Regions from separate parts of the Mus musculus genome. Here region 2 is linked to region 1. Evidence: chromatin loops called from intact Hi-C (ENCODE). Cell type or tissue: left cerebral cortex. All regions are shown on one strand. Each heading gives the region's core, and the rest is flanking DNA. Links, peaks and the distances in the headings are about the cores only.

What was found. Hi-C counts contacts between places; a loop is a spot of excess contacts. Peaks named below come from ENCODE experiments on the same cell type or tissue, not always from the same donor. Only the 100,000 strongest peaks of a DNase experiment are listed, where the experiment ranks them.
Region 2: a loop joins it to region 1, with 2.2 times the contacts of the local background. A loop is called at or near these places in 2 of 42 quality-filtered maps.

What each region holds. Positions count from the first base shown.
Region 1 is chr6:38,170,167-38,179,804 of GRCm38, reverse strand. D630045J12Rik (RIKEN cDNA D630045J12 gene) reads left to right here. Exons shown (of 20, transcript NM_194061.3): 7 at 915-974; 8 at 2,050-2,198; 9 at 5,480-5,657. Among named protein-coding and RNA genes, the nearest start is that of Gm52858, 35 kb to the right of the region's middle. In left cerebral cortex, for the core only: no CTCF peak of the experiment used is centred there; no DNase peak of the experiment used is centred there.
Region 2 is chr6:38,401,566-38,411,203 of GRCm38, reverse strand. It overlaps Ttc26 (tetratricopeptide repeat domain 26), which reads right to left. Exons shown (of 18, transcript NM_153600.2): 10 at 7,682-7,737; 11 at 6,669-6,722; 12 at 5,204-5,267; 13 at 1,701-1,789; 14 at 347-430. Among named protein-coding and RNA genes, the nearest start is that of Ttc26, 25 kb to the right of the region's middle. In left cerebral cortex, for the core only: no CTCF peak of the experiment used is centred there; a DNase peak (open chromatin) is centred at 4,476.

The DNA of each region.
Region 1 (9,638 bases), core at 3,379-5,878:
AACCATAAAACATGCTGTCTTAGTCAGGGTTTCTATTCCTGCACAAACATCATGACCAAGAAGCAGTTGGGGAGGAAAGGGTTTACTCAGCTTACACTTCCATACTGCTGTTCATCACCAAAGGAAGTCAGGACTGGAACTCAAGCAGGTCAGGAAGCAGGAGCTGATGCAGAGGCCGTGGAGGGATGTTCTTTACTGGCTTGCTTCCCCTGGCTTGCTCAGCTTGCTCTCTTATAGAACCAAGACTACAAGCCCAGAGATGGTCCCACCCACAAGGGGCCTTTCCCCCTTGATCACTAATTGAGAAAATGTCCCACAGCTGGATCTCATGGAGGCATTTCCTCAACTGAAGCTCCTTTCTCTGTGATAACTTCAGCTGTGTCAAGTTGACATCCAAAACCAGCTAGTACACCTCCATATAGAAAAGTAGATAGGAGTGAAGTTATTTATATGCAACAATTTTGATTTTGAACAATATATGTACATACAGCTAAAACAATGGAAGTCTGAGCAGGAGTACACAGAGACAGCTCCCAGCAAGCCAAAACCTGCTTCCCTTTATGCTGAGGCATTGCTGAGAAAGCCCTTGGCTCTGAAGAACACAGCTTGCAAATCCTTTGCTCTAAAACAACACACACAGGAGACATTGCAGTGATTTTGTTGATACAGCGGTCAGTGATGAGGCTGGGGAAACACCTTTCTCATCCTTCCTTCTCCTATGGACTAGATGCTCAGAAAGTGGTGCCTGCCAACCTTCACACTTGCAGTATTTTGTCATCTCTTAGTGCTATCGCGTAGGAAGGATAAAGTGTTATGATTTACCTCACAGCCTCAGAACGCTTAACTTACCTTCCTGGCCAGTGAAAACATGTTTCTTACAGACTTTTCTCCCTCTCTGACTCTCCTTTTTATAGCCTTCCAATACCCGCAGCTCAATTTATCTCAGTTACTGAAGTCCTCTTGGGTCAGAACAGGTATGTTCAACTTACGTAACGTTTGGAGAACTAGACAACATGGAGTCTGTGAGGGCATATGGGGGTTGACGTGACCCTCCTGTTTCCCAAATTCGGGACAAGATGTACTTTAAATTCTTGGCAGAGAATGAACGAAAATCGGGTTTGATTTGGGCCATGGGAGTGTGTCCTGCTGGGTTATGGCACAGAAAGAGTTTCTTTTAAAATTCATACATCAACTCCAGGGCAGAATCTACCCGAACCCGCAGTCACCTGACCTGAGACAGGGTGGTGCACAAAAGCAAGGGTATTTTTCTTCTGAAAGCATTGTCTAGATGAATAAAGTAGTTTGGGGACCCGGGATAGTCATTTAGACAGAGTTGATTCGGCCATAGATGAGCCTTAGATAGACCGAGGTCATAACATTTCAGTGCAAGGCTCTCTGACCTGGCTCTGGAACTCTAAGAGACAGTGACACAGTCCCAAGTCCCAATGTGCAAGCAGCCAGTGGCCAATCATAAGGAAAGAAAGTGTTTAAGTAGTGATTGACACCATTTGTGGGGCTCAGCTCTTGCCAGTCGAGTTGGGCTCTGAAGCCCTGTGTGGGAGACCTCTTTGCACATGGCATAGTGACCTTAGAGTGCTGAACTGACTCGCCCAGAGATGGACCTCGGACAGAATTGAAACCAGTTTGGCTGGAAGTGCTGTTGCCCCCATCAGCTAAAGGATAAGCTGACTTATCTGTTCAGATATGTTTGATAGAGACAGCAAGAAGAAAGCAGATCCCCTCTGTACAAGGGAGACTGTAAGTCCCTGTCCAAAAACAAGATAAGAACTCAGACTATCCCAGGCTGACAGGATACTTGTCTGATCTTAGGGAATGCTCTGTATTTAGCTTTCCCACAGCACTGAGTTCCTGGGCCCACTTGTCTTCAGTTTGCCATGGACCGGGGCCACTCTGGGGGACCTTTACCTGTCTAGGGATTAGTGTCTCGTGGTCCTTTTGTGTGGATGTTTGCACATGCGCACACATCCCGAGGCCATCCCTGTCTGTGCTGACTTACCCTGAGTGCTTTGTGCTTCTTGCTGAACACAGTCCTCCTGGGTGTAGTGGAAAAACAGCTCCACAATGAAGTGTTTCCAGCCGAGATGGAGCGCAAACTGGCTCAGCTGCTCAGCGAGGTGCCCACCCGAAGACGCGTGTGGCGGAGAGCCACTGTAGCTGCTGGGAACAGCGTGGTACAGGTACTACTTACTGAAGGAAGGGGGGTTGGGAACAGAGGAGAAGCCCGCTGGAAAAAGGCTGTTTTCGTGCAAGCGGGGAAATCCTGGTGTAAAATGACAGTACTACTGAATGTGGCAGCCTTGCAAGACAACTCAGAGTCCAGACAGAAACCTTGGCGATTGGTTGGCCTAGCCCTGGACTACGAGGAGCATAGTAGGGAACTTACCACTGGGTTCCTATATCATCATGAGGCGCTGGTTTTGAAGAGCAAATTTTTAACTCACCAACAGTTGATCTTGTTGTATGGCACTAGTTGCATCTTAGAGAGGAGTCACTGATCGGGGGCAGTCCTCAGCAGACAGAGAAGGGCATTTTCTGCCCTCTGTTCAGGCATCTTGCCCTCCCCACCTCCTGCCAGCCTGGTTGTCTTTTGTTACCCCTAAACTGTCTTCACTATGGGGACTGGGCAGAGAGGCCATAGAGGCAGACTTGTTTGAATTGGAAAATGACCTATTTAAAAAACACACTTGCTCACAGAACATTAGAGGCGGGGCTGTTATTTAATCCTGTCTCTGTGTGAATGGTGTGAATTTTCTTTCTTTACCACTTACAGACTTGGAAGATCACAGAAAAACGGGGTTCACCGAACATTTCCGAAACACAAAACTGGGGTGAAACTCAGCAGTGAAGGGTGGCTGGTGTTGAGAACAAGATAATGGAAGTGACATGGGCGGGCCAAGGTGCCGGTTTTGCCTAGAAATAGCATCCGTGTTCCCCAGCATTCTCACCGAATTTGTCCCTCTCAGTCTTGCTTGCTGCTCCCCATTCAGAAACATAGCCTCTTAGGTTCCCAAGATAGCTCCCTTGCAAGATACACTCATACTAGGGAAGTTTACAAAGTACTAAGATTTTGAATATTTGTTTATAATTATATATATGTGTGTGTAGGCATGTGTGCACGTGAATGAAGGCTCCTGAAGCTGGAGTTAGGGTTGGCTGTGAGCTACCCAATGAGGGTTCTGAGACTTGAACTCGGGTCTTCCAGAGCAGTGCATGCTCTTAACCACTGAGCCATATTTCCAGGCCAAAATATTAAGAAAGATTTAAAACATTATAAACAGAAAAAGCACTAATAAATGTAATCATTAAATAAGCAAACATACTGCAAATAAACATTAAAATGAATTATGGAGGTCTCACCTTGTTCAGTAGCTGAAGCCTCATACAGTTCAAGGGCTGGGTTTGCGTATGAAGCAGCTATAGAGAAAAAACCTGGGCGGTCAGGTATTAAATGGATACACGAGCTCCTAAAGGTAAAAATATCACATCTGTGGGAGTCAACCGAGCCTTCACAGACCAGGGCCACCTGACACATGGCCTAGACGCTCCTCTCTGTGTCTGCTCTCCCTTAACATGACCAAGGTACCTGAACCTTATTTGTGGCCATGAACACTGAACGAGGGCTCCTGAGATGGCACTTGCCACCAAGTCTGATGATCTGGGTTCAGTTCTCAGGCATCACGTGGTAGCGGGAGAGAACCAGTTTCTGCAGATCATCCTCGTGCTCCCACCTGCCCGAGGAGGGCCAGCCTGGTCTACACAGACAGCTCCAGGCCTGCCTAGGGTGCACAGTGACACCTTGTTTTCCCCTACTCTAAAAATTAATAAAAGAAATAAGAAAATACTGAGCCAACATAACTGTCTAGGAATTAGGGAGTAGGTATAAAGCAAATCATTATGTATTAGAATATTTTCCAGCCATTAAAAATTTTTCCTCCTATAGCTGGTGAGATGGCTCAGTGGTTAAGAGCACTGGCTGCTCTTCCAGAGGTCCTGAGTTCAATTCCCAGCAAGGCTCACAACCATCTGTAATGAGATCCGATGCCCTCTTCTGTCATGCAGGTGTGCATGAAGAACACTCATGCACATAAAATACATAAATAGTGAAAAAGAAGAAAGGAAAAGAGATGTGCTCTGGTGAAAGGCGCTGAAGAGAGAGGCAGGAGCAAGAAGAACAATTCTGATAGTAACAGAGAATTCACAGGAAATGCACTCAGATCTTTAGAGAAGTTTTCTTTAATTGATTGAAAGAGATTTTCATTTTATTCTCTACAGTCTTTTATACATGCTTTTCAAAGTTTCTCCATTGGGCCATATAATTTGTATAAGGTGCATATACTTATAGTCACCCCAGTGGTTGACTGGGGGGATACCTTGTATATTGTGGTTCCTGATATAAAAATGATTAGTCACCATCCAGAAAGAATGCTGGGATTAGACTTTCTGATGGCTCCTTCCAGGCTGGATAGCTTGCAGAGTCTTTATTCAAAGTAGCCACTACTGAGAATGAGATTTCTATAAGAAGTTGTGGTTTCTAAATCCCACGGACTTTTTAATATAAAAGTTAGAAGTAAAGACAGATATGACCTACTCAAGTTTTCAGTGGTCCTTGCATACCATTTCTTTCTATAGCTAATACAAGGTAACCAGTGTGGTGAAATGAGGAGGGAGAAGAAGGTGGCCTGGGAGTGGGGGTGGGGTGGGGGTGGTTAGGGAGCTGACCTCAGAAGAGCAAGCAGAGGCCAACAAGTAAGTCCTCCCAGGACTGAGTGTCCTTGAAGTGCCAGAGGTTGGACCCTCCAAGTGTGTTCCTTTGCTAGTGTGTTCCTCTCCTGTATCAAATATACAGGGTTCAGGTTAGAGATAGGTTAGCTCTGGTTGGCTTGTAGAAGCATAAATTCACAAGGCGCTTGGCATGCCCAGAGATGCTTTCAGCTATCACTTTGGGTGTCAAGGGGAGAGAGGACAGTGGGTACTGGTATGTGATGGACGACGGAGCCTGGTGATGAGGCTAACCTTTCTGCAGTGACACCCATGTCAAAGAGCAAAGAATTCACTATTCTACATATCAGTAGAGCTAATCAGACGTTTGCGCAGACTGAGGAAGAGATCAGGTAGAACCACTCCCACCTAGGAGAACAGTATACTCTCATAACATGGTGGGTTTGTCCATTACAATTTCAGACTGCCCGGTAGTGCTCTGTGCATGCTTTTGGTCCCGTTATCTCTAAGAAAACATTAAATTAAAGCACAGTTGCCATTCTACACAGAGCAGCTTTCATTTGAACGCTCTCCAGCAGCAGAGGACAGTGGGGATCCTGCGACTCCCGATGTGGTAGTAAGCTTTTTAAGAGAGCCAGGATAAATCCCAAGTCACGCACTAGGGACCACTATGTGCCCTGAGAAGGGGCATCTGGCATTGTGAGCTTCCATGACGCTGATGGACTCTGTGTTCTCGAAGGTGGTGAACGTGTCCAGGCTGGAGGGAGATGACAACCCGGTGCAGCTCATCTACTTTGTGGAGAATCAAGATGGAGAGAGACTCAGTGCAGTCAAGTCTTCAGATCTGATCAACAAGGTAGACCTCCAGAGGGCAGCCATCATCCTGGGGTACCGGATTCAAGGCGTCATTGCCCAGCGTAAGTCTGAAGCCACTTGTGTTCTGATAGTGAACTCTGAGCTACAGCATCTGACCCGGGCTGGTTGTTGATGTTCATTTGCTGAGACTTTCCTGTGTTTTTCTTAAGTTTATTTATTATTACTCTGTGTGCATGTGTATGTGCACATGCGTGTGTACATGTGTGTGCATGCGTGCACATGTGTGTACACATGTGTGTTTGTACACGTGTATGTGCGCATGTGTGTGTACATGCGTGTGCATATGTGTGTGCATGTGTGTGTGTGCATGTACACATGCCATGGTGCATGTGTGGAGATCAGAGGACAACTTTGTAGAGTCAGTTTTTCCCTTTCATCTTTATGGGGTTCTGGGGTTCCAGCTCCAGCCTTCAGGCTTGCGTGACAAGTTCTTCACTTGCTGAGACCCTCTTTATTTTTATTTCTGTCTGTGTGACTGTGGCCTGGCTGTCTTTTTCCTACCTCACACCTCATATTCATGGAGTTGCTAGTGAGTCACAGAACCTTATATCAACATGAACATCCTTTTCCCTACCCCGTACTAGTTTTCATTTAAAAATCCATCATAGGCAAAATAATGTACCTATTCTGTTTTTATTCCAAAACCTTCCATGTCCCGCCCTGCATGCTGGTGGGGACGGTGAGTCAGTCAGGAAGCTAAGAGCTGCCCTCTAGGCTGACTGGCTTCCTTGGGGTCTGGCAACACAAAGGAGTCCCTTGATCCTTCCTCTCTTTTCAGTCCTGTTTCTCCATCACCTCGCCTCACACCGCTCTACAGTTAGAAAGACGTGTTTGATATTTTCTATTATTACTGGAAGGCACTTGGCCCTCTGGCAGTAGTACCTCTTGACCAACTTCCAAATTTTGGGTGTACATTTGAAATGAAGAAAAAGGGAGCAGCATGGAGAATCATAACTCTCTAAATAAGATTTTACAAGCTGACTGCCTCTTTAGAGTGTGTGTTTCCCCTCTATGACCCAGAGCGGTCCTTCACAGTGTATGGGAAAACCTGCTCCCCACGGCACAGTCACAGACACAGGCCCTGACATCAGAGAATCTTGAAGAACTTTACTGAGGTCAGGGAGGGGGCAATGTGATGTTTGTTTGTTTCCTTATGTTTATTAAAGACATAGACTTAGGGAGCTGTGCTTAAATGTCATTGTGGGTGCATGCTAACATCCATAAAATGTACCACACAAAGATGCAAAGATGCAACCAGAAATGACTACTAAGACATTCTCATTCCACACGTGATCTTACATTTAACACTCCTAAGAAAGTGGAGTTGGCATGATTGACAGTGCCATCAGAGCTCACAGAGCCCGGGCGTGACTGTCAGGAGGGCATGCTGTGACCACAGACTTGCTTTTGTGCTTCTCACGAAGCTTTGTATTTCAGTTATGAAGGTCAGTTATGACAGCCTAGCTTGGCTGTAACAGGTACAACTTTTATGTCCCCTCAGTCACAGCTTTCTGGACTAAATCATTGGAGATGGGGGAGGAGAACCTGTGGCCAGCCCCTTTGTATCAGGCTCCCCGTGCGGCTCTCAGTCTTCATACACTGTCTGCTTTCTTCCATGAAGCGGAATCATGGGGATGGAGAGATGGCTCTGTGGCTTGGGACACTGGCTGCTCTTGCAGAGGACCTGGGTTCTGTTCACAGCATCCACATGGTGGCTCATGACCACCATAATTCTAGACCCAGGGGTATCTGACACCCTCTTCTGGTTTCTGCAGCTACCAGACCCACACGGTTCCCATTTGTACATCTAGGCAAATAATCATATATGTAAAATAAGAATAAATACATAAGATAAGCAAAGTGACTCTAGCAGAGCCGTGTGGCTGAGATAGTTCCATGTAGAGGCGATCCCACCCTAGGTGTCTTCTGCGTGAGTCCTTCAGGTCCCAGCTCTGGAACACTGCTGCCCTGCTAGGCCAGCTTTCAGCTGTTGTGCCCGATCTCCATGCTATAATCCACGATGCAGCTCCAAACTCTTTTCTTTTTAAGATCTTACTTTTATTTTTTTTTTTTTTTAGTTTATGTGTATTGGTATTTTACCTATACAGATATCTGTGTTCCACCTATGTGTAGTGCCCAGAGGTCAGAAGAGGGCATTAGGTCCACTGAGACTGGACTTATAGTGGGTTGTGAGCCACCACGTAGGTGCTGGAAATCAAACCTGAGTCCTCTGGAAGAGCAGTTCTTTAGAGAATGATACCTTTGAAATTGCTCTTTAGGGGGAAAGGCCTTTGGCTAAGGGGGTCCTTGTCCACGGGGCTAACCTGTGTGAGGGCTGCTGTGTGCACTTTTCTCATCTGACGGACAGTGGTGGCCATTAGTAGGCTCCTTGGTGTGCTTGAGGGGTCACTGTAGAGTGGGCTATGTTTCAGGTCAATGAGGAGGGAATAGGAAAAGCACTTCCTGGCGGTGCATCCAGAGCCTGAGGCAGATGGAAGAGCTGCCTCCCTCCGTGCTGTCTACAAAGGCTGATTTTAAAAGGATATAAGCACCATCTTCTTGGGGCAGGTAGGGAGTTAGGGGGTAATAGGGTGCAGATTATCATATGCTAGCCTATCAGCTAGCAAGTCAGCGGTTTCTCAGGTGCTTGTCACAGCCTAGAAAGTTATACTATCCACCAGTGCTGGCTTCTCCTTAGATAATGGGAAAGCCACAAGCAGCTTCTAACTGGCCCCAGAGCTAAATATGAACCAAAGGTAGGAAGATAGGGTGAGATACTTTCTCTGCTCCAAAGGGCAGAGCAGGCAGTGAGAACTCTGAAATGTGGTGAGGCATTTCTCCCATCTAAAACACACATCCAGAGATGAACCACACATGCTGTGAGACACCCTCCCTCCCCCGCAACAAGTTCAGCTGCCTACTGTGTGAACCTGCACAGGTGGCTCTAGGTCTGTAGGCACAGTAGGGCTTCTGCAACTTAGCTAGCCCTCACAGTAAATTCTGCACAGCACATGGAAATATCATCAACCCTCAGAGAAAGTCACGCAGAGCAGAGCCCCAGGGCAGTTATGTCTCCCTGGCCTGCCTCTCTTCCCTTCTCAGCGTGTTCTTACTTTTCCTTCCTTTAAAAGCTGACATCATTCTTTCTCTTGCCTCCCTGTCCTTCCTCCCATGGGCAGTGGCCAGACTTGAGTCACCTGAGCTGAGGACTGCTCAAGGCCACATGGGCAAACATCCTGGGATTTCCGGGTTGGTAGATGAAGGCCTCATTTCCTATCAGGGCCAATGCAGGGGCCCTGAGGACTACCTCCCTCTCTCTGCCCCTCTCTCTGGTTTTCCTAGATTAGAACTGAGAAGAGTATCAGTTCTCTCAGCTCTTGTCAGGGGATCTGTCACCATGTCTGTTTATTCTTGGGCAAAATGAGTTATTAATGTAAGTTCCATCCAGGCCACATTTTAAAACACAGCCCGGTTCCCTCCCTGTTAAACATAAACTTCTCTAAGACTCTTTTAGTTGGGACTGGAGAGATGGCTCAGTGATTAAGAGCACTGGCTGCTCTTCCAGAGGACCTGAGTTGGAGTCACAGCACACATGTGGCAGCTCACAACCCCCTGTAACTCCAGTTCCAGAGGATAGGACACCCTCTTCTGGCTTCTGTTGTGCAGTGCACACATGTAGTTTACAGATATGTGCAGGCAAAAGTCCCTGCACATGTGTGTGCGTGTGTGTGAATATATGTGTGTGTATGTGCGTGCAAGTGTATGTGTGAATATATATGTGTATGTGTGTACATGTACCTGTGTGTGCATGCATGCGTGTGTGTGTGTGTGTGTGTGTGTGTGTGTATGTGTGAATACATTTGTGTGTATATACATATACATAAGGATCAGCAAGGAACACAGAGGACACAGGGCAGAGAACCAGCTAGTGGAGAAAATACATGGATGGGAACAAAAGTGTCCACGCAGGGTCATCTGAGCTATGACAGATGAGAGGCAGCCGTGTGTGGGCACACCCGTGA
Region 2 (9,638 bases), core at 3,344-5,843, 230 kb before region 1:
CCCTAGCTAAATCAACCTTTAATAGTTCTTTACTCTTTACCATTTTATTTTAGTGAGAAGAATCTAAAGAGCAGGGCGTGGTGGCGCACATCTTTAGTCTTTAATCCCAACACTTGGAAGGCAGAGGCAGGTGGATTTCTGAGTTTGAGGCTAGCCTGGTCTACAAAGTGAGTTCCAGGACAGCCAGCAGGGCTATACAGAGAAACCCTGTCTCGAAAAACCAAAAACCAAAACCAAAAAAAAAGAATTTAAGGATGCTTTTAGATATGATCATTCAAATGTCTTTGAAAGCAGGCACCCTAATATTTGTCATCATTTTAAAGAGAGAAAAAAGGCAGGTACTCACCTCTTCACCCTCACTGGTATTGCCTGTTGCAGCTTTGGCTTGGGCATAATTAAAGTTAAAGATGTCATCATTATAGAAGTAACTCTGAAAAATGTACCAAGAACAGACCACACTAAATATTAACATGTAAAATGTAAAATCATCAGCTATGCTAAACATTCTTCCTCCCTCCCTCCCCCTCGCTCTTTCTCTTCTCCTCTCCTCTCCTCTCCTCTCCCCTCCTCTCCCCTCCCCTCCCCTCCCCTCCCCTCCCCTCCCCTCCTCTCCCCTCCCCTCCCCCCCCCCCCTCCCCTCCCCTCCCCTCCCCTCTCTTTTCTTTTCTTTTCTTTTCTTTTCTTTCTTATAGTTCATTATTACTGGGCATGATTCCCCCACCTTTAATCCCAGCACTCAAGAGGCAGAAGCAGACAGAGACCTCTGTGAGTTGAGGACAGCCTGCTCTACATGGTGAATTCCAGGCCAGCCAGGGTGACATAGTGAGACAAAAAAGAAATCAGTGTGTGTGTGTGTGTGTGTGTGTGTGTGTGTGTGTGTGTGCATACGCGTGTATGTGTGTGTACATATGTGATGTGTGTGCAACGGTGCATGTGGAGGTCAAAGGACAATTTTGTGGTTCAGCTCTAGCTCTTTCCTTCTGCCTTTACCTAAGTTCTTGAATTGAACTCAGGCCACCATGCTTCTCTCTCTCTCTCTCTCTCTCTCTCTCTCTCTCTCTCTCCCCTCTCCCTCTCTCCCTCCCTCCCTCCCTCTCTCCCTCCCTCCCTCCTTTTATTTTTCTTTTTTTCTTTTTGCTGCCCCCATAGAAATAATCTTGATGAATTAAGCCAGGTGTGGCATACACCTTTAATCCCCAAATTTGGGAGGCAGAGGCAGGTGTATGTCTGAGTTTGAGGCTAGCCTGGTCTATAGAGTTAGTTCCATGACAGCCAGAACAATACAGGAAAACCCTGTCTTTTTTTTTTTTTTTTTTTTTTTGAAAACCCTGTCTTAAAAAAATAAAAGAATTAGATTAATTCCTTGATGTCATCAATACTACCAGAGAAAAGAGGCTATATATTATAACTTTTTGGTGGGGGAGAAGTAAGTGTGATTGGCCTGGAATTCCTTTTCTATTGTTTTGACACAGTCTCACTACATAGTTTTGGCCAACTGGAACTCTACAGAGGCTGGCCTTGAACTCACAGAGATCAAACTTGCCTTTGCCTCTGCCTCCTGAGTGTTGAGATTAAAGGCATGTACCAGCACATCCAATTGGGCTTCAAACTCATAATTCTCCTGCCTAAGCCATCATTTCTATTTAACACTGCATATAAAGTGTGTCACATATAAAGTCACACAGATAATTCATACTGACCTTAAAAGAGTTGAGGTAAATCAAGACATCATCAAATTGTTTAAGTAGGAAGAAACAGGAAGCCATGCACTGCCTTCCTGGTATTGTATCTAAAATGGGATTGAGAAAAGGGGGAAGAAACCATGGAAATTCATGAAACCAGAAGGTGTCTTTAGTTAAAATTAAGTCACTGTAGAATTTAGAAATAGGAGCACAGCTGGGCATGGTGACACACACTTTTAATACCAGCACCAGGAGGCAAAGACAGGTCAAGTCTCCATAGTTACCTGTCCAACACAACCTCCCGCCTCCGAGCTCCAGCAGAGAAATTACATGCCGTGAAGGTACCTGATTCTGACCTGGTCCAGCACTTATCTCTGATATTACACTTCTATTTGAGATAGCAGATGCTAGTATGACACCCCCATCCACACCCACGGCATTCTGAAGACTCTGCTTTTCTGTTCAATGTTTATCATAGTCTGGTATGCTCCATGATCTCTTCTGTATTATGTTCAAGGTCTGTCTGTCCCACTACACTGTAAGCCCCACAAGGGCAGGGATTCTTGTTTTATTTGTTGCTACATTCCCAAAGCCTTAGTAAGTTTTTGTTGTACAAATCAAAAAATAGAGAAAGGAAATACTATTGAATAAATAGTGTTGGTGAAACACTTGTGAATCTCCAGAAGTAATTTTTTAAAAGTTAACAATCAGTTCAGCACACTTTTTTGCTATGTAGACTAGCCTGGCCTGGAACCCACCCACAGAGATTCACCTGCCTCTGTCCCCAAAGTGCTAAAGACATGTGCCACCCCGGCAGATTTACATTTTTTTGTTTTGTTTTTTGTTTTTTGAGACAGGGTTTCTCTGTGTAGCCCTGGCTGTCCTCGAACTCAGAAATCCTCACGCCTCTGCCTCCGAGTGCTGGAATTAAAGGTGTGCGCCACCACCGCCCGACTACATTTTTTAATAGAAAAAAAAAAGAGAGAACAAGAGAAACTTAATGTGGTGGCATATGCCTGTAATCCCAGGACTTAAATTTTATTTATCTATTTTTCCTCTCTTCCTCCCACTTTCCCTCCCAGCACTCTGTCTCTTTTTAAAGGGTTTATGTTTATTTATGTGTATGTGTGCAGATGCCCACAGAAGCTAGAAGAGGGTATAAGTTTCCCTGAACCGAACCTAGAGTAACAGCTAGTTGTGAGTGCTGGGAACCAAATTCTGGCCCTCTGCAAGAGTAATACATGCTCCTAACCACTAAGCCATTTCTCTCTCTCTTTTTTAATGGAATCATTGTTTTTTAATATTTCAAGTGTATTTTATTACATTTTGTATACATTTGAATTGCATCTGAGTGTGGCCATGAATCTGCCTTGGTAGGCATGCAGAGGTCAGAGGACAGGTTGTAAAAGCTGTTTCTCCCTTTCTATCATGTGCTGTTTGGCGAACAAACTCAGGTCATGAGGTAGACATTCATCCTTACCTACTGACTCAGCTCACTGGCCACTATTATTATTAATCATTTTATTCATTTACACTTCAAATGATATTCCCTTTCCCGATTACCCTTCCACAACTTCCCTCCCATCCCCCCTTCCCTCCCCTTTGCCTCTAAGAGGGTGTCCCTCACTCATCCACCCGCTCCTGCCTCACCCCCCTAGCATCCCTCTATGCTGGGGCATCAAGCCTCCTTCCCCGCCAATTAATACCACATAAGACTGGCCCTTAGTTTTAATTTTTCCTTTTTTATGTGTGTGACAAATGTGTGTATATGTATGATGTGCATGCATGTTTGTCTGTGTACAGGTGTATGTACAATGGAACTCATGAGGGGGTGAGAGGACAACCTTACATGTTCCATACCTTCTACCTTGTTTGAGTCAGACTCTCTTGCAGTTTGCCCGTATATGTCAGGCTAGATGCCCAGTAAACTTGTGGGGATTCTCCAGGCTCCACCTCCCATCTCGCATCAGGAACACTGGGATTACAGATGCTCACTGCCCTATCTCTATGGGAGCTCGTTATCCAGACTCAGGCCCTCATGCTGATAAGTGCTCACCACGGAGCCTTCGCCTCAGTCTGGGGTTCTTTTTTCTTTTTCTTTTTTTTTTTCTTTTTCTTTTTCTGTTTTTGTTTTTTGAGACAGGGTTTCTCTGTATAGCCCTGGCTGACCTGGAACTCACTTTGTAGACAAGGCTGGCCTCGAACTCAGAAATCCGCCTGCCTCTGCCTCCCGAGTGCTGGGATTAAAGGCCTGCGTCACCACGCCCGGCTGGGATTATTTCTATAATCAACAAAATATGCTCTAAAGTCAGGCTTTGCTGTGGTGCTTGCCTGTAATCATAGTACTCGGGAGCAGAGGCAAGATGATCGTAAGTTCAAAGTGAACCTGGTAGTGAGTTCCAGACCAGCTAAGGATACACAATGTCATCTCAAGACCCTGTCTCAAAAACAAAACAACAAAAAGGGAAATTAAAGGCAAATGACCCACTTGGGGGTGGGGGACGACTGCAACATGCCAGAAGGTAAATATATCTGGAGTTGTTAAAAATTCCATAAGATCATTTCACATTAAAACTAATCTATATTTACAACTTTCAGGAATAAGAAGAAAATTTATTCCTGTTTATTTATTCTCACATCGCTCTTTTAAAAACTGTACTTATATATTTTTTGCATGTATTAGTGCTTTGCTTAAACATATGTCTGTTTATCATGTGTGCCTGGTTGCCATGGAGGCCAGAAGACATCAGTTTCTTAGGAGTGGCGTTACACACAGTTGTGAGTTGTCCTGTGGGTGTTGGGAGTTGAATTCAGGTTCTCTGTAAGAGCAAACAGTGCTCTTAGCTGACGAGTCATTTCTCTAATCTCATATCCATTTTTTAAAACAAAGTTATTTGTATTTTACGTATGTGCACATGTGAACGCAGGGGCCTGTGGAGGCCAGAAGGGAATACTGGATCCCCTGGAGCTGGGCTTACATGCAGTTGTGAACCACCTGATGTGGGTACTGGGAACTGACCTTGACTCCTCTGGAAAAGCAGCAGATGTTCTTAACCACTGACCATCTCTCTAGCCCTCTCTTATCCTCTTTCACTGGTATGTTCAAAAGGGAAAATGCTGATATTTTCTCTTATTGTTGTGTTTATTTGTGTGTGTGTGTGTGTGTGTGTGTGTGTGATTGTTGCAACAGGGTCTCCTGTGACCCAGGATATCCTTCACAGTGGAGCTAATTATTCTTTGAGCTTCTAATGGTACTGTTTCTATTTCCCGAGGGCTAGAATTATAGGTACCACCTATGATGTTTACTTAATGTGGTGCTAAGGGATCAAACCCAAGGCTTCCCAAGTGCTAGTTGATCAAACTACAAAATGAGCTACATCCTCAGCCTTCCTCTCCAATTTCTAACTTGTTGCTTCATAGCAAGAAGCATAACATATATCTCTAGACACGCAGACTCCACCAGTCAATATTGTCCAACTGCAAATATGAACTGTGTTCAAAAGGACAGATCATAGACATACCACATTCACTAGCTGATCCTCCTACCAACTGGAAAAACTGCTGGGCAATTTTCATATGATCCCTCTGCAAAACAGAACAGAACTCGTAGAGAGGCAGCAGGTACAAATATTTTATTTATATTGTACTTATGACTGTAATGCATTTTTCTGTGTGTCATTTAACACATATCCTTGTTTTATATCATGCTCAAGTTCTTATTAGCACAGTACCTAGAAAATTACAATCTAGAATTGTGTGAACACAGGTAGAATCAGTTAGAGAAGAAAACTCTAACCTCAAAATTCCACTCTAAAATTCATTAATTAAGTAAATTTACACATTCAACAAATATGTAACTCTGTGTCTGAACTTTGTAAAGGTGCTATAGACAGAACAAGGATTACTTATTAGACTCATTCGTCTCAACAGTAAGTATTTGCTGCCTACCTATATGAAGGGACTCAGAGAGGAAAGATTTATTTATTGTATCCTTTGTTTCATGAAGAACTTAATACATTAACATGGATAAGAGCCTTAGTTTATCCACCCATCTGTTTGCGTGCCCACCTGTCTGCCTGCTGTTGAGAAAGGGTTGCACTGTGTAACCTGGGCTGTTGAATAGCTTTGGCCTCCCAAGTGCTATAGTTATAGGTGGGGGACCATGCCCAACAGCAGCCTAACCTTGAACTGCTTTTATAGTTGTAAGATGCTTTTTAAACCAAACACTGGGAAGACTGAGGCAGAAAGATTGAAGATTTATGTGAGTTCAAGGCCATCCTGAGGATATGGTATATGAGACCCTAACTAGAGAAATCAAAATTAAAACAAAACAAAGAACAACAATAAAAAAAAATTGGCCAGGCAGTGGTAGCACGTACCTTGATCCCAGAACTGGGGAGGCAGAGGCAGGCAGATCTTCTAGGTCAGCCTGGTCTACAGAGTGAGCTTCTGGACAGCCAAGGCTGCCCAGAGAAACCCTGTCCCCAGAAAAACAAACAAACAAACAAACAAACAAGCAAACAAAAGCTATTCTAGAAGAGATGAGGGTGTATTTCCAGGACCTTAACAAAAGCTTTTCTAGAGAAAGAAGTTTCCCATGCCAAATCCATTGTTTGTGTTTGTCAGAAAAGAAATAACTCTATTACATTGGAGCTTTTTTAAACAAAAGAGTAAGTTTTATGGTTAGAATTTTGTATTAAAAACAAAAAACAAAAAAAAAAAAACCTCTACACAATAGAATTGTTCTTGCAGAATACCTGAACTTGAGATTTTGAAGAAATAAAGGAACTGAGGATGTGACTCAGCACAAGAATCTACCATGCAGAAGGGTTGATCCCTAGCACCCCTACCCAAACACTAAGGAACAGGGGCCTTCAAAGGAAGCCAGCGAGTGTAAGCTGGTTAGTTGTTGCACGTCAGTATCTACTGTGGTCTTTACATAGCCAGAACTTTGCCAAATATAGGTTATCATGACGTCATACTCACTGAACCCATTTCCTGGCCAAGGGCTGCATTGACAACTCCCTTGAGGATATACTCCTGGGAAAACACAAGCACACAAATCACAGTTACATGGGCTTTCTTGTTAGCCCCTTGCACCAACTCTACTTCATATGCTGGCTCGCTTTTCTCTGCTCTATCCTGGCTTATGGAAAAATGAGGAGTCTGGTTTTACGTCTAGAGGTCTAGAGGGCAGAGTTTATCATTGTAAAAGCCCAGTCTCAAGCAGAAATCCTTCACTGAGAGGCTGGAGTTTGTTGTTGGCAAAGGGCTTGCCATGAGGACCCGAGTTCAATCCCCAGGACCCACGTAAAAAGACACTTGTCATTCCAGTGCTGGGGAGGTGAAAATAGGCAGATTCCTGGGGCCTGATAGGCCAGATAGCCTGGCTTCATTCAGTCTTTTATTCAGAGCCGGGCGTGGTGGCGCACGCCTTTAATCCCAGCACTCGGGAGGCAGAGGCAGGCAGATTTCTGAGTTCGAGGCCAGCCTGGTCTACAAAGTGAGTTCCAGGACAGCCAGGACTACGCAGAGAAACCCTGTCTCAAAAAAACAAAACAAAACAAAAACCAGTCCTTTATTCAATGAAAAGGACGGGGTGCTTTCCATGTACTTAGTATACACAGCGTGGAAGATACAGTAGAGACACAGTCCCTGAATGCAATGAGCTAACAACCTGAGGGAAAAACGATAAGTTGCAGACTTATCTCTATAAATGAAATCTCTATAAAGAAATTTCATTTTTAAAAACATTTTATATTTTCAAATTTTATACCTTGTAGGGAATCAAATGAATATTGAGGTACTTGAGCTACAGTTTAAAAAAAAAAAAAAGCCCAAAACATTCATTCTCATCCCAAAGTTGAACAAATCCATCAGCATATACGGTCTTCCACAGTAGGACTCTTATAGTAGAGTCTGACACAGCTTACAGCTGTGTGTCTACAGTGCTGCTCTCCACAGCACTTGTTCTAAAACTGTGTAGCAGCTCCAGTTACCTGAGGTGTAGTGGGTTCCAAATCCTTGATTAAATTATAGGCTTCCTGCACATCATCTGCAATGTAAGAAGTCAGTCGTTACATGGGCTTGTGTTTCAGCAAGGCTCTCTTAATCACTCACTAGAAAGTTGAGAGTTGCAGTATTCAAATAATCATACCCAATAGGGCTGAGGGTGCAGCTTAACAATAGACTGCTTTTACAGCAGGTGCAAACACAAACACACACACACACACACACACACACACACACACACACACGAGAGAGAGACAGAGACAGAGACAGAGACAGAGACAGAGAGAATGAGAATGCCATATATTACTTGACCTTTAATTCTCCATCAAGTTCAAGGCTATGTAACTATCCTAAAGAAAACTATTTTTTTTTTTAAATGCATGTATGAAGCTGGAGAGATGGCTCAGTGGTTAAGAGCACTGACTGCTCTTCTAGAGGTCCTGAGTTCAATTCCCAGCAACCACATGGTGGCTCACAACCATCTGTAATGGGCTCTGATGCCCTCTTCTGGTATGTCTGAAAACAGCTACAGTGTACTCATGTAAATAAATAAATCTTAAAAAAAAAGTTTAAAAATATGCATGCATGTATGTGTGTATGTCACATGTGCATGTATGTGAAGGCCAGAGGCCAACCCCTAGAGACATCTTTAAGGACATGGTCCAACCACTCTGAGACTAATTAGGCTGGAGAGGCTCGCTAGAAAGACAGGGGTCCTCCTGTTTCTACCTCCCCTGTGCAGTTCCAGTGCTGACATGGAAATAAATAAAATAACCCCAAAAGCCAAAAAGCAAAAAACCCCACAAAAAACAAAACAAAACAAAAACAAAAACCAGAAAAAAAAACAAATGCCTGAGACCACAGCTGGCACTTTCACAGGAGTTCTGGAGCTGGAACTCAGGTGTTCCTGAGCTGGACATAGTGGCAGATGCAGGTGCATCCCTGTGAGTTCAAAGCCAGCCTGGTCTACAGAGTGAGTTCCAGGATAGTACTATTGTAGAGACCCTGTCTTTAAAAAAAAATGTAGCCAGGTGTGGTGGCACATGCCTTTAATCTCAGCATTTGGGAGGCAGAGGCAGGTGGATTTCTGAGTTCGAGGCCAGCCTGGTCTACAGAGTGAGTTCCAGGACAGCCAGGACTATACAGAGAAACCCTGTCACAAAAAAAAAAAAAAAAAAGAAAGAAAAGAAAAAAATGTAGGCTGGGTATTATGCCAATAGAAAGAATGCCTCCCCCCTCCTTTTCAAGAAGAAACAAACATTACATACATTGAGTGAAATAACAATGTAGACATGTTCTCTCTGTGTAGTGCTGGCTGGCCTACAATTCACTATGCAAACCAGTATGGCTTCAAACTCACAGAGATCCACTTGCCTCTGCCTCCTGACCACAGAGATTAAAGATGTGCCCCACTCATACCCAGTTTAAAATTATTTACTTTGGAGTCTTTAGAGGTTCTACAATTTGCTTTTGTTTATGTTAGAAAATTTTCATAATTTGTGAAATATATTTAATTTTTCATTAATTCATATCTAAAAACAAATTTCCTTTTGCTTATCTATCATATGGAAAAAGACTGTAAGACATGTTCTCACAAAATAAATACATTTTTTTAAGGGAGAAATAAGTTGCCTGCTTAGGCTCTACCATATGCCTAAAAAAGCCACACTACAAGTTTAAGGTCCAGAGCCAAGTACCCTTTACTGGTCAGTTCTGGGAAAAGCTGCCAAAAATGTTTAAGCAGTGAGAGCATTAGACATCACATTTCTCATGAGATTCCTGGGCTACAAAGCAAGAGATGCAGAGTCTTTGAGCAAACACGAATGTTGATAATTTAAAAACGAGAAAATGTGAATGTGCGTCGTCTTCTCCTCCTTCTCTTTCTTCTCCTTTTTTCTTTTCCAGTTTTGCTGAGACAGGGTTTCTCTGTGTAGCCCTGGCTGT